2 separate regions of the Homo sapiens genome follow, and region 1 is linked to region 2. Evidence: chromatin loops called from intact Hi-C (ENCODE). Cell type or tissue: gastrocnemius medialis. All regions are shown on one strand. Region 1 holds the start of CAMK2B (calcium/calmodulin dependent protein kinase II beta). Region 2 overlaps CAMK2B (calcium/calmodulin dependent protein kinase II beta).

The links. Peaks named below come from ENCODE experiments on the same cell type or tissue, not always from the same donor. Only the 100,000 strongest peaks of a DNase experiment are listed, where the experiment ranks them.
Region 1: a loop joins it to region 2, with 12 times the contacts of the local background. A loop is called at or near these places in 7 of 110 quality-filtered maps.

Annotation. Positions count from the first base shown.
Region 1 is chr7:44,324,786-44,327,285 of GRCh38, forward strand. It overlaps CAMK2B (calcium/calmodulin dependent protein kinase II beta), which reads right to left and starts at 809. Exons shown (of 24, transcript NM_001220.5): 1 at 572-809. The coding sequence starts at 636. In gastrocnemius medialis, a CTCF peak has its summit at 1,310 (motif pointing left); a DNase peak (open chromatin) is centred at 1,318; H3K4me3 peaks cover 1,037 bases; H3K27ac peaks cover 1,172 bases.
Region 2 is chr7:44,239,662-44,242,161 of GRCh38, forward strand. CAMK2B (calcium/calmodulin dependent protein kinase II beta) reads right to left here. Exons shown (of 24, transcript NM_001220.5): 11 at 2,039-2,122; 12 at 1,046-1,088; 13 at 1-2. Among named protein-coding and RNA genes, the nearest start is that of YKT6, 40 kb to the left of the region's middle. RefSeq lists enhancers at 1,216-1,415, 1,576-1,645, 1,666-1,765. In gastrocnemius medialis, a CTCF peak has its summit at 1,494 (motif pointing right); a DNase peak (open chromatin) is centred at 1,510.

The DNA.
Region 1 (2,500 bases), 85 kb after region 2:
CCTCCAGAACCCAGATTCCCCAGGGGACCTACAGCAGAGGCTCTCCCACGCCGGCACCCCCAGCGCGGATGGGGCCACGCGCAGGAGCAGGCGCAAGCAGGTCCCGCCACCCCCGCCGCCTGCCGCTCGGGTGGGGGTGGGGACAGCGCACCCGCGTCGGGGACGACCCTCTGGGGCCGCAGCCGACCCCTCCCGGCGCTCCAGGCCCGGGGGCCACCCCCGCGCGCCCCTCCTCTCTGACCTCCCCGCCGCCAAATGCGTCACGTCTGCCGGGCGCTCCGGGGACACCTGCTGCCGCCCCCGCCGCGCCAAGTCGCGAGCCCGGAGCCCCGGCCCGGCAGCCGCGCTGGGCAGAGCTGGGCAGGGCCGCGCGCGCTGAGGTCAGGCAGCCAGGCCCGGGGCCGGGGGCTCGCGGGTCGGGGCCGCGCGGGGCCGTGCGCTTGGGCCCGGAGCCCAGAGAAGCCGGCGGCGCGCGGGCCCGCAGTGCGCCTGGAGCCGGCGGCGCGGAGGGTCCCGGAGGTCCCGGCCCTCTGGGGTCCCCGGCCCAGCCCGCGCGCGCCGCTGCTCTTACTTGCCAATATCCTCGTAGAGCTGGTACTCGTCGGTGAAGCGGGTGCAGGTCACCGTGGTGGCCATGGCGGCGGCGGACGGGCTCGGCGTGCGCTCGGCTGCGCTCGGGCGGCGGCGACTCCGGCTCCCGCTCGCGGGCACGGCGGCGACACGGGCGCGGGCGCGGGAGACACCTCGGCTCGCGGCGCCAGGCGGGGGCCGGGCTGGGCTGCGCCGGGCGGCGAGCGCACGCGAGATCTGCTCGCTCCGTCCTCGCCAGGAGCGCGCCGCACACCTACGCGCGGGGAGGCGCGGGCGCCGCTGTCACCGCCGCCGCCGCCGCGCCCGCCCCGCCCGCCGCCCCCTGCACGCGCCTTCCCCGCGCCCTGCACACGCTGCTCCTGCACCCGCACCCGCAGGGCACCGGCGCCCTGCATCTGCACACGCGCCCTGCACACACACCCTTGCCCCGCACCCGCAACGCACCTGCACCTGCACCTGCACTCACACGCGCGCCCGCCCCCGCCCGCCCCCGCACCCCACACACACACCCGCGCCCTGTACTGACGCCTTCATCCTCTACCCGCACCACGCCCGCACCTCGCGCACGCAGGCCACTTGCTGCTGCCGACCCCTCGCTCTCACATAACACAGAAGAGTGCACATAATGAACGCAGCCTCCTCTCTCTCTCTCGAAGGCCCACCTAGCCTGACAGCAGGAGGGGACTGGGGCCCACATGGAGGTAGAGGGCTCATGTGCTGCCCTCCACAGGACTCATTCCTCACACCCTCAGGAAGAGATGCTGCCAGATCCCTTCTGCCCAGTCTCCATCAGCCACACATGCCCCAAAGGCTGCCTGGCCAGGAGGAACCGCCCAGAAGGCAGTGTACACACTGGGTCACTAGCATGAGAAAGTGAAAGGGTGGGGCCTGCCCCCTCCCCTTGGCCCCAGCCCCTCCCTTCCCCCTCACTTCTCCAAAGACTGGTTGCTGGGTTGTCTGGAATGGAGGTCCCAGGAGGCAACATTCGGAGTCCAGACCAACGGACCCTGAGCCAGGGGAACAGGGGCTGCTCCACCAGCAATTTGGGGGGCCTGAGAGCTCACAGCCACCCTGATCAGGTAAAGGTGCACATTCTCTCCTTTTCCAGCACGGTCCACCTGCCTGCCCCCTGCTTTTGCCTGGAGGAGGAGGGCCCACACACCCCAACCCCCTCCTGAAAGCAGCCAAGGAGGAGGAGAGTGCAGGGAGGCAGGCAGGAGGCAGGGCGACCCGGTTTCCCACAAAACAGCCTTCCCTGAGGCCTGGCACCAGGGCTGCTGTCCAGAACCGGGACTTTAGACCACTGGGCTCCAGCATCCCCACACTCTTCTCTGACGGGGTCCATCCTGGGCAGGCTCTGAGGAGGGGGTTTCCAGCAGCCAGCTCTGGATTTGGGTCACGCTGCTGCCCTGATATGACTTCCTTACTGCTCCCCAAGGACCAATTCTGGGCCTATCCTGCTCATCCCTCTCACCTCGTGGCCAGCCCAGGGCAAGCCCCAGAAGCCACAATAAATGTCATGTGGATAAGGGAGGGGATAAAGGCATTCTGAGTGCTGGCAGCCAGGGCCCTTCTGGGCCAGGATGCATTTGGCATGGGACTGCTGGGCAATTAGTAGACCACACGGCAACAAGTCCCTGCCATCGACCCACCTGCACCCAGAAGACACTAGAGGACGAGAAATTCTCAGGCCAAAGGCAAATGCTGGGCCACCTGGGGAAGTCCCCAGCTGAGGAAGCAGAGGGATCCTGGCCTTGACTTCAGCAGGACCATAGCAGGAAGGGAGACCCCGTCTATGTCAGACTTGGACTCAGAGAATCCTGGGCCATCCTAACAGACAGACTGGCATGGGCTCGAGAAAGGACTGGAGGCCAAGTCTGAGGTTTGTTCTTGGCGTTGTGTTTAACCC
Region 2 (2,500 bases):
CACTGTTAGCACCGGGTTAGAGACGAGGGGAAGGGAGGGGTGGGCGGACACAGACGAGGGGTGGGCGAGGTAAGGGAAGAAAAGAGACAAAGGAAGCAGAAGAAGATTAGAGTTAAAGTTTAGGTGACAGATGGTTCCAGAATCCTTTGCTCAAGAGAGTGAAAACAAGATTGGACTGATTGACACGGAAAAGCATTTGCCTCCTTTCTCCTTAGAAAACCCCAGTGGGGGCTTCTCATGCCCAAAGGGTGTGGTGAGCACACAGCAGACAGGACAGTCCTATTAGTGTTGGTGTGACCGTGTGCACGCGTTCCCGGCATTACAGCATCACAGCAAAAGTAACAGGATGGCGGGTGGGGGGCACCAGATGCAAACGGACAACGAGAGAGACGGATCACAGACGCTCGCACACGGAGTGTCGGACGACGGAGAAGCCACAGGTACAGCTTGTCCAGACCTGGGCTGCCGGCTCCACTCCGGGGCTAACATCATGCCCGATGGGTCTGCCAGCGCCCTGGGCCTCAGGGGTCTATAACAGACCCCACCCCCCTGCCAAGAGAACTTGCTTCCCAACCACCCACCCTGAGCAGCCGGGACAGGAGGCTGCAGCTCATCCAGAACTTGGAAGGAGGCCCCCGAGCCTCCCGCATCACCCCGCATCCCTTCTGCCCACCTCCCGCACAAAACACAATGTTCAGAGCACTCAAAATGACAAGGAGGCCACATAGATGCCCGACAAACGCCTGGACAGACACACACGATGCTGTGAGCCCCAGTGGGGCAGCACAGACGCTCGTGTTCAGGGGGTGGAGGGACACAGACCCAGCACGAAGGTGATGGCCTCGGGGGGCTGGACCCTGTGGTATCACCCAAGGTGGGAGCCCAGCGGGGCCAGGTGGGCAGTGGGTCTCAGAGCTGAGGGCAGACGCCGAGGGCAGGCCTGCCGCAGAGGAGGAGTGGAGAGGCTGGTGAGGAAGGAGGCGCTCTCCTGCGTGGGCCAGCAGGGAGGGGGCAGCGCCTGTCTCCCTGGAGAAGAAAGGCTCACCTGAGAAATTCCGTGTGGCCAGCATGGTGGTGAGGATGGCTCCCTGGGGAGAGACACAGATAAAACCGGGGCTATCCCATCAGTGTTCCCTGCTGGCTTCTGGCCAGGATAAGACCCCTGTCCTCCTGCCCAGATGCTCAGCCTCATTGTCATGAGGCTGACATGACCTCAGCCTTCCAGAGAGGCAAGAGCTCCAGGAAGCCAGCAGCCGCACTGAGACAGATCACCTATTTCCAGAACTACACACACCCTGGGCCTAAACCTGTTGACCAACTACAGCTTCTAGCTGCTTCAAGACCCCTCAAGCCTCAGGGGTCACCAGAACAGCTGGTCACCACGGCAGCTCCTCTGGGGTCCAGCTCCCTGACAGCCCCTTCTTTTCCTGACAGGCTCAGACAGGGCAACAGTCCTGGGGCTTCCGGGGAGAACTGCTCAGAGACCAGCAGAGGGCAGTCAGGCAACAAGTCCCCATCCCGGAACCCACAAGTAGAGGGACTGCCAGTGTGCGGTCACCGGAGCCAGCCCTGACCAAAGCAGGCAGGTTGGATACCCTACTGGGACCCACCTCCCTCCCAGAACTCCCCCAGCCCACCCAAGACCAGTGTGTGTGGCTCTGCTCTCCTTACCAAACCTGTCTGAGCCGGAAGCTTCGGACTTGCTTGTACTAAACAGTGTGACTGCCAGAGGGTGAGTGCTGCCTGCAGAGCCCGGGTGAGGAGCCCACAGCGAGCGCTTCAGGACAGCTCCTCCAAGGGCTGCTAGGAGGTGGCACAGACAACTAGGAGGAGCCACACCTGGCCCAGGGCCCCTCTGGACTCATTCCCAAGCTGGCCTGAGTTCACCTGATGCATCCAGTCTGGGACTTGCTAACAGTCAGTCTTGGGGGCAGCAGTAACCCCTAGGTCTGCCCAGACCCCCCAAGGCCCCCCTGCTCCAGCCCAGAGGGACACAGAGAAGCATGGCCGTGCCTGGGACTAGGGGCCAGGGCCTCACCTTGAGCTTTCTCCTGGCATTGAACTTTTTCAGACACTCCACAGTCTCCTGTCTGTGCATCATGGATGCTACCGTGGAGCGTTGCTGTGGGGAAATGGGTGGTCATATGGCAGCCGAGCCCGAGGCACAGGGGAGAGGCCAGGGTGGCAAGGCTTGTGGCACCCTGGGGTCCCCACTTGCCAAGAGCCACCGGCCACCATTGCGGCAAGGGTTGTCTGTCCCCACCCGCCTGGGACTTCAAGACTCGTCTCTCCCTTGCCTCGTCCACTCTGCCCCTCACAGACAGGACTGCAGTTGGGAGGAAGGGATCACCTCTACCCTCTAATGCCTTCCAAGCCCCAGGCCTCACAAACGTGCTGGTATGTCCCAAGCCAGAGGCCACAAGGAGCACCCAGGGGACCCAAGGGAGCTCTTGGATGTCAGGAACAGGACCCTCTTGGGGTCCTTGCCAGGGGAGTGGTC